Regions from separate parts of the Homo sapiens genome. Here region 2 is linked to region 1. Evidence: read pairs that join two places in POLR2A ChIA-PET (ENCODE). Cell type or tissue: MCF 10A. All regions are shown on one strand.

What was found. ChIA-PET counts read pairs that join two places held together with the same protein. Peaks named below come from ENCODE experiments on the same cell type or tissue, not always from the same donor. Only the 100,000 strongest peaks of a DNase experiment are listed, where the experiment ranks them.
Region 2: POLR2A ChIA-PET joins it to region 1 with 5 read pairs; 3 of 35 experiments call an interaction of 5 or more read pairs at or near these places.

What each region holds. Positions count from the first base shown.
Region 1 is chr12:116,219,886-116,224,885 of GRCh38, reverse strand. The region is part of intron 2 of MED13L (mediator complex subunit 13L); the gene reads left to right. Among named protein-coding and RNA genes, the nearest start is that of MED13L, 55 kb to the left of the region's middle. In MCF 10A, no CTCF peak of the experiment used is centred here; a DNase peak (open chromatin) is centred at 2,325.
Region 2 is chr12:115,953,892-115,958,891 of GRCh38, reverse strand. MED13L (mediator complex subunit 13L) reads left to right here. Exons shown (of 31, transcript NM_015335.5): 31 at 1-316. Among named protein-coding and RNA genes, the nearest start is that of LINC02463, 70 kb to the right of the region's middle. In MCF 10A, no CTCF peak of the experiment used is centred here; no DNase peak of the experiment used is centred here.

The DNA.
Region 1 (5,000 bases):
GCAACATGGTGAAGCCTTATCTCTACAAAAAAATTAAAAAATTAGCTGGGCATAGTGGCGTGTGCCTGCAGTCCCAGCTACTTGGGAGGCTCATGTGGGAGGATCAGCTAGGCTTCGGAGGTCAAGGCTACAGTGAGCCAAGATTGTGCCACTGCACTCCAGCCTGGGTGACAGATTGAGACCCTGTCTCAAAAACAAAACAAAACAATAACAACAACAAACAACAAACCCCAAACGGTAAGGTGTTACCATTGTTACATGATTTCTTATATTTAGAATTACCACCATTTATTTGAGCCTCTATTATTTTAGGTGCTATGTAGAATACAGAAATGAATTGGAAACATTTTTGCATTTCAGGAGCTCAGAACCTAGTAGAAGAGAGAGTATATACACACAGAGCATTGTTAAAGGGTAGAAAGTAAAGTCTCCTATGTGGGGCCCATGGTATTACTGGAGTTTTATGTGAGAGGCTGAGCCTTGAGGACGAGTTGATTTTTGGGCATAATAACCTTAAAGGGTAGATAGAATTTGGATACATGGCTATGTCAGGACAAGCATGTGCGTGTAACTGCACATTCAAGGATCTACAGTAGGGAAGTTTGAGATGTGTATTGGGGAAGAGTTAAAGATGAGAAATTGATTGAAAATGAACATTTGGGCCTCTTGGAGCTTAAACACTAGGCTAAGTAGTTTGGGCTTCATAGGTAGTTGGGATCTTAGAGGGTTTTTGAATAGGACTTAGATAGAAGCTCCCAGCAGATTATAAACTGTATGGGGATAGGACCTGCATCTGACTTTTGCCCATCATTGTAATTCCAGGACCATCGTAATGCCTGGTACATGTGCTCGCTTTGGCAGCACATACACTAAAATTGGAACGTAATTCCTGGTACATATTTGTTGAATAAACCAGTGAGCAGATTTAATGAATGTAATAGAAGTTTGTGTAAAGATTATCAGTCTAGCACCATTGCATGCTAGGAAGACTTCCTGGTGTCCTGGAACACATAGGAAAACATGATGACATGATGTTGTTATAGGATATTGTTTTAAGGAGAGATGTGGCCACATTTGAAAGATTTTCTTGATGCATTGAATTCTTTTTTAACTGCATTTTGAAAAAACAGTGATATAATTTTCTTCTCTTTTTGCAGTATCTTATTTTTTATTTTATTTTTGAGATGGAGTTTTGCTTTTGTCGCCCAGGCTGGAGTGCAATGGTGTGATCTCTGCTCACCGCAACCTCCACCTCCCGGGTTCAGGTGATTCTCCTGCCTCAGCCTCCTGAGCTGCTGGGACTACAGGCACGTACCACCATGCTCGGCTAATTTTATATTTTTAGTAAAGACGGGGTTTCGCCATGTTCGGCTGATTCTGAACTCCTGACCTCAAGGTGATCTGCCTAACCCGGCCTCCCAAAGTGCTGGGATTACAAGCGTGATCCATCGCACTGGGCCTGCAGTATCTTATTTTATAGTCTGTAGTTGAATTTTTTAAATGGAAATTTAAAAAGTTTTTTAAAAATTGAATAATTCTTCATATTTTTTTTTAGTATTGTAGATAGCAAGTAGTTTGAGCATTTGACCAAAATCATATTTTGTAATTGTCCCATAGAACAGATGGCTGTGGAAGAGCACTATTTATTAGGTTAAAGTGCTTAATAATATTTATGTGTCAGAATCCTTATAAATACATTAACTTATAAATACATCATGGATTGAATGACATTGACTGTCTTATGTAAGTTATAAATTTCCAGTCCAACACTGGAGTTGGTATTTGCTGCATGGCAATGATAAGTAATATGGCTTAGCTGAGGCTCTCTCTGAGAAAGTCCTGAACGTTTTACTATAGAATCAAATTGACAATAGCTTTCATTGAGCTTTCTATCTTTCACTCTGGAATCCTGAGTTAATTACTGGCTTCTGTAAGTGTCGTGGCAACAGACTACATGATAAAATGAGATTGTACGATTTAGGCAAACATTTTCAATGAAATCTTTAATAGTTTTTAGTGTTAGTGTACATATTTTGTCCAGTTGTTTATCAAAATAGCCTTTGGGTTGCATCTCCTTTCTAAATATTTAAGATAGCAAGTTAGTAGATTGCAAGTTGTATGATTTTAAAGTGGCATTTTTCAAAGATTATTAAGGTACATACATGTTAAACAAGGTACATCTTCTCCAACGATGCTTGCAAACACACTCACACACATACCTGGAGTTGCTTGAATTCCCTATATTAGTTGAAGTTTTGGTTTGGCAACACCTGAAATGCCGCCATGTTTCCCAGAAGATGCTCAAAGAGTACTTGTATCATTAGTGAGTCAGACTTTCCTGGCCAGGAGCCATCTCTCATTCTCTTTTTCTGTTTGTGAACATAGCTCAGCTGGCATTACAGCATAGGTCATGGATTTTGGATTACTCCCTTCTATTCACCCTCACATATCCAAAATGGAACAGAGGCCGGGAAGAAATAAATCTATCATTCTTCTGTTATCCTTCGCCTATGGAGAGGTAGAGGTCATAAGATTAAGTGTAGAAAGTAAAAATAAGGAATGGAGTGTTCATACAATGCCACTTCTGTGACGTGTCATTGCAGGCAAGACATTTAAATTTGCTTGTCTTCATTCTTGTCTGTACTATGGAAATTATGTCTTTATTTTATGGTACAACATGAAGTGAATGTGAAAAGCAGCTAGATTTAACTGTTGTGTAAATGCATTTTATAGCCATATATTTTTAAATGAACTCTACTGTCAGAATATTAAAATCTTCATGATTTTAGATGCTAAATAAGGATATAATTTTGCTTTTCATAATTTTGGCCATACTTTCTACCTGTATAAAATTTGAGTTGTTTTCCACCTAGCATTGTCAATATAGTCTTAGTTAAATTATATATGGGCATTGGATGTTTTAAAATGTGGTCTTTTATAACCACTTTCTGTCTTTGGCTGTGCAAGAATGATTATAATTATTTATGCCCTTGCTCCTTATGGGGATTTGAATAAAAAATAATTTTTCATATTATTTTAAATAGGGATTGTGATCTAATCCCTTAAAAATTAGTTTGATGTCTCTTAATTATCGGTTGATCAGAGTGTTTTTAAACTTTTTATTAGTATCACATAGAATAAGCAAGAGTATTTGATTAACAAAGATTATTGTTCCAGATTCATGCTGCATGATATATAATAAACCTGTTTCCTTTTCCACATTTGATTTTTTGTTTATAGAATAATTTTTATTTGTGCTCGTTGTGCCTAATTTTATAGTACCAATAAACTAGGAATGAATGAAGGTTTGAAAGAATTATATATTGAAAATTGGGAACCAGAAAATAATCAGATATTTATGGTTAGTTCATAGGTACTAGGCATTGTGGTAGGTGCTTGGTAATCAATCTTGCAGTGTAAAGTAGTTTTGGGTTTATTCTTTCTTTCAGAATATTAACTTGAATGAATTTCAGGGAAAATTTTGATACTACTCATTTTTTTTTTTTTTTTTTAAGACAGGGTCTTACCCTGTCACCCAAGCTGTAGTGCAGTAGCGTGATCACAGCTCACTGCAATCTAGACTTCCTGGCTTAGGTGATCTTCCCACCTCAGCCTTGTGGGTAGCTGAGACTATAGGCATGTACCACCACACATTGCCAATTTTTGTGTTTTTTATAGAGATGGGGTTTCACTGTGTTGTCCAGATTGGTCTTGAACTCCTGGGCTCAAGCCATCCACCTGCCTCAGCCTCCCAAAGCGTTGAGATTACACACATGAGCCACCACTCCCAGCTGCTAATTTGTTTTTATACTTTCTTTTGTGTTTATTAAACTCATTTTTATTTAATATGTAGGATAGAGTTAGTAGTTATCAAATAAGTGGCAGCTTTTACCGCATCGAGATTGTTAACTTAACCTAGTTGAACACTAGAGGGACTTCAAACTAATCACTGAAGTTTGAGTTCAGTAGTATATTCAGTAGTATATACTTTGTTTAAAAGTGCAGAACCACACAGTTTTTTCCCCCAACTCTGTGGTTTTCATAAGACTAAGTATTATGCCTAAAATTTTACCTGGTAACTTATTTGGTTAATTAATTCTCAGGTTAATAGACCATATATAAAATGTAACCTCTGCCAATATATGTATATCAAAGCAAAAAACTTTTGTTTATGGCCCCTTTATTTTGAGACAGAGTCTCGCTCTGTTGCCTAGGCTGGAGTGCAATGGCACAATCTCGGCTCACTGCAACCTCCGCCTCCCGGGATCAAGTGGTTCTCCTGCCTCAGCCTCCCAAGTAGCTGGGATTACAAATGAGCACCACCATGCCTGGCAAATTTTTGTATTTTTAGTAGAGATGGGGTTTCGCCATAATGGCCAGGCTGGTCTTGAACTTCTGACCTCAAGTGATCTGCCCGCCTCGGCCTCCCAAAGTGTTGGGATTATAGGCATGAGTCACCACGTCCGGCCCTATGTTCTCTTTTAAAATCCAGCGCGTGTATTTTGATGGTCTAAGAGAAGTGGGAATCTGGAAGTTGGCTATGTAAATAATAGTTTTCTCTTGGAAATCTCGAGTAGGAGGCAATAGAGTTTAGAAGAAGTAAATATTAATTTAAATAGTAATTCAGATTATTATTTTATGGAGATTTTAATTGATCCCATGATTATTTGGTATGTTTTGTGAAAAGATTAGTTTATAATGGCATTAACAGCTTAAGCTAGTCTGTTACAGCTTTAGTTCACTTAGGCAGTGTTACAGATAGTTTTGCTATATCATTTTAAAAACTGGTAGGCTGGGTGCGGTGGCTCACACCTGTAATCCCAGCACTTTGGGAGGCTGAGGCGGGGTGGATCACGAGGTCAGGAGTTCAAGACCAGCCTGGCCAAGATGGTGAAACCCTGTCTCTACCAAAAATACAAAAATTAGCTGGGCATGGTGGTGCGCACCTGTAATCTCAGCTACTCGGGAGGCTGAGGCAGAGAATTGCTTGAACCCGGGAG
Region 2 (5,000 bases), 270 kb after region 1:
TCAGAACCTTTTTTAAATGTAAAAGCTGTACATTTCTGGGAAGTTCTGAATTTCTTTTGTTTCCTTTTTTCCTTCAAGCATTTTGCAGTGAGCTTCTTTTATATATAGCAAACAATTTGAAAGAATACAAAAATATGTGAAGTTCATTTAAAAAAATAACTACAGTATAGCGCTGGTACAGTACACTAAAAGACTTTGATAAAAAGAAACAATAATAAAAGGCCTCCATTTTAAATGTCATTCATATATACCTTGTGGATGAGAGCTATATACTTTTACACACTTTTTTAGAGGAATAAATTATTGAATTACTGAAGCTTTGAGTGGCTTTTTTCCCTTCCTCTCCTGCCTTTGTATAAAATTATCTACACCTGTTTGAGAGGTGCATGTATATGTATTGAATAGCCCTAGATTAGTAGCCAGGCCTCTACCTTCCAGTCAGTGCAATGGATGTAGAATTTTACCACCCTGATCACCCCCCTAACAGCTGTTCTGAAATGGTATTCTCATGCTCCAGGGCACAAGTACACTCCCCCATCAGTTTTTACATGCTAACACACACAACACCGAATCAACTGCTGTGAGTCGATGAGCTCTAATGGTGTCTCTCAGCTGTAAGATTGTGGTCAATTCTAGCACAAATGACAAGTCTGTATCTTATATTCCACCGCCTTTCTCTACACAGTCTCAGCCAGTTTCTTTATGATGTCTCTTAGAAATGACAGATACATCTCTCTCTGCTGTTTTCCTGATTCACAGGCTGGTGACGGGAGTTTGGCATCTGATACACCACACGCAAGTCCCTGTTGGCTGCACACCATCTACCATGCTGTTCCCTTCTTGGGTCCATCAGCTAGGAAAAGCCACATGTTCTAGCAGGAGTTGCGAGGGTATATTTCGTATACTGCCCTTGCAAAATCTCTCATTAAAAATGGTTAAACCCCAGGACTTGGCAGAGCTTACAATAAACATTTGAATAATTGGAAAGGCCTTGCTTTTAATCTGCCTTCATCATTTTAGAAATATACGTTGTTCTGAACCTAACATTATCAGAATCCAGAGATAAAGCTATTGAGACAACTCAACCTTCTGTTACTTCATCTGCAAATGAGGGATGAGGATGATTGCATGAGAAATGCTTTGCAAACTAAAAGGCTTGTATCCATGTTACAGCTGCACTGTTGAAGAAAGACTGAGAAAAGTGAGGCCAACTTTTTGGTTAAAAAATAATAGTGATCTCATCCAGTTACTGCCTTACATATATAACTTTTATATAGTCCTGCAGCAGCTAAATAATCAGAACTAGGAGGTACTTTTACAAGCATTCAGTAGCTTCAATGCTTAGCTCATACGTTGGGTGGTACTATATTCAACAATTAGTGTTGGCTTTATAGTAGGAATGTCATTTTCATAAGTGCCCCCACCTGTACCAATTCAGCAACCGCAGCTAAATCTCTTTGAGGTAGGATAAATGAATGCATTTAAATGTCTTCCAAGTTAGATGTAGATAAGCCATCAGCCTTCAGCAGTTTGCATCACCCAGATTCTGCTCTTCACACCAGTTCATTCCCTCCAACCATGTGATTATGTAGTTTTTGGTTTTACTGTTCAGGAAGTCATGAGCAAAGGTATTTGTTACCAACTGGGCATCAAAGAACCACTAAAAATCTTTATAAAAGTACAGTTCGTCAATGAGTTTTTAAAAGCAAACCTCGTAAGACATACTGCAGAAGCATAAGCCACATATTGAAAACAGTCTTTGCCGCTTGTCATTTACAGTCAAGCCAGTATAAAAAGGAAATCGTGCTTTGGAATTCACCGCACGCCCAAATCCTATCAAGATGCAATTTTCACTTATTACCGTGTTATTTTGGTGTTAAACGATTCTCTTGTTTATATTCCCTTGACAAAAAGGTCACTTTAGCAGTAATTATTTCATGTCATTAATACCTAATGAGACACCACTAGAAAATTCTGTTGTGCCAGGTAATTATAGAGGGTTGTAATGTTTGCCCTGGGCATCCTGCTCTGCCTGGAACCAGATTTACCAGTCTTCCTCCACTTTGCTTACAATTCCAGGGTCACGTTTAAAAAAGATTTTTTGACACTTAACTGCTTCTAGCTAGAACGCTAAATCATGAAGCAGTTAAGAAATAGAAGTTGATGAGAAAGTTTAATCTCCAGGAAGAAGGTTGGACATAACCAAAGTATTGATTTTTCTCTGTAAAGGCTATTTCCTCAATGAATTCAAGTTCCCAGGTGATGGGAAGACCCGAAGACAGACATTCCTGTTAGTCCCACTTTTTCTTTGTTTTCTTTCAAACAAGCAGGGAAGTGAGGAAAGCACAGGTTCAGTTTTAATAATCTGCTAACATGGCACTTGTCTGGGCTGTTACCCATATGGGTCAAACCATGTCTGTCCTGGAGTGTGCTTGAAATTCACCCAGTGATCACAGCATGCAGACACGTTGAAATTGGCAGCATCTCTGAGCATTTCTCTGGCTCCTGCTGCCTAGTGTATACCTCTTTTGCCTTGCTGTTGGGTGAGGCATGTTTCAATCTACTTGTTTTATAAGACTAGACAATATTCAGTAAAATGGGCCACCCCAGAGCTTAGAACAGAAGCTCTGGGAAAAAAAATATCTAATACGAGGAAGTATTCGTTGTGGGGGAATGTCAATTTAAATAATTTAACATGTAAAATAGTAATTGTCTTAATTTAGGCTATAACGTTTTTCAGTAAGCATTTTCACGTTAGCTTCTCATAAATCTTAGTTTGTTCACTTAGAGGTCTTGATGTTCTTATTAATTTCGATACATTATTTACATATATAATTTCCTGTCTGCTTCCTTTGAAGTATGTGATTTTTTTTTTAATTGTAGAGGAGACACAGTTTCTGTAATTATACATACACCAGTGTTTTTTGTTGTTGCTATTTCTTGTATTACTGCAAAGCTTAGGAGGTTTTCTCTCTTAGGTCTAGGGGTCAAGATCACGTTTGCTTGATAAGATGAACCAATGAACTTCCCCGTCATTTTCCGTGAGCCCAAAGAGTTTATCTTTCATGACACCAACTTTCTATTGGGCTGAGACTGAATAAAGGACTGAAGTAGGCACTCACGAAATGTTTGTCAAATACTGATACTGTTGAAAGAGTAGAATTAGTTGCACCTCAAAAATCTGAAATAATTTACCAGTAAATTCATCAGATCCTGATGCCTTTTGGGGAAGCGGTTTACAAAACAGGAATTTTTTTTTTTTTCGTTTTTGGTTGATTTGGGGTTTCCATTTCTTTTGTTGATTTTGTTAATTTAGATTTTTACAGGAAAAAAATGAGTTTTTCAAATGTATTACTTAATGCAATGGTGCAGAATACCCCCTTAATTTTGAAACTTTTTGGTGATGTATGCTCTTTTCCATTTCTAGCAATATTAATGCTTTTATTCCACCTCGATTGATTTTTCTAGCAGTTTGATTTTTTTTTTTTAGTTTTTGTTTGATTTTTCCAAAGAAACAGCTCATGGACTTAACAATTCTGCTGTTTGTACCTTGGCTTTGTCTTCTTATTCTTTTTCCTAGTTTCCTTGAGAGTTATGTTTCATTTTGCTTGAATTTTAATTGCCTGCTTAGTTAATTTATTTTCACTTTTGATGATATAGGCATTATAGCCTGGGGGCTTCTGGATGTGTTGGCCCTCCTCAAATTATATGCAGAATTCTTCATGTGCATTTTTTTTTAGGGAGACAGTCTTTGTATCAGATTCTCAGAGATGTCAAACCCTAAAAGGGATAAAATTGCTTTTATCGTTTGAGATGTCAAACGCTAAAAGGGATGAAATCTGGCACTAGATTTAAGTTGATTACATCCTACAAGTCTTGATGCTTAATGTTTTCATTTTTATTTTTATACTCTTGGTTCTTTATTTCTTTTTTGATCCGTTTTTGTTAAGGAAAATTCTCTTAAAGTCTCTCACGCTGTAATATTCTCCTATGCTACAACATAATCTTGCATTCTCTGAAATCTTCAAAACAAGGTGTGTCCTATTTCATGGGCAGTGTTGCCTAATATAAATAGAATGTGAACCATACATGTAATTTAATATTTTCTAGAAGCCACATTTAAAAAGTAAAAATAAACAGGTGAAATTAATTTTAATATATTTTATTTAACCAAATATATCCAAATTCTTATTCCATGTCAACCTAAAATCAATATGAAAATTATCAGTGAACTATGTAGCATTCTTATTTTTGCAGTAAGTCTTTGAAATCTGTATGTAGTTAACATTTACAGCACGTCTACATTTGGATGCTAAATTTTCAATAGTTGAGGAAAAATGTAGTTCTATCAAAAAAAAAGGGATTTAGCAGAAAAAATGCACTGCTTCCGTTTTTAAATTAAATTTAAATTAATTAGACTTAATAAAATTAAAAGATTAGTTTCTCAGTCACACTCACCGTATTTCAAAATGATCAACAGCCACATGGAGTAGTGGTGATCCTATGGGCCAGTACAGCTGGGGTGTAAGATTTGGTAGCAACTAATTGTGTCTTGAGTATATTGTTTTTGTTTGTTTTCTACACCCCATTCGGACCTCAACCTCTGTCCCAGGCAGGCAGTAGGAGTTAAAATTTCCTGCTGGAAGTTTGGTCTTCCTTTGTACTTCCTTACTGGTGCATAAAGGTTTAATGATGTTTATGTATTATATAATTTATCTCTGTATAATCACCCTTTGTTCTGCATAATGCTCTTTGCTTTAAATTATCCTTTTAATACCGCCCCTCTTTCCTTTGATTAGAATTCCAGTGTTATATCTTTGGCCCACCACTTATTTTCAACCTTTGTCATTTTGTGTCAGGTGTACTTCATACAAACTCTTGTATTTTATTTCTTAAGAGAACAATACTATTTTTATTTGAATAGGGTAATTTTTGCCTTTGCATTTCCTGTTTCATGTTATACTTTGACTTGTCAGCCAATTTTTATAAATACACATACA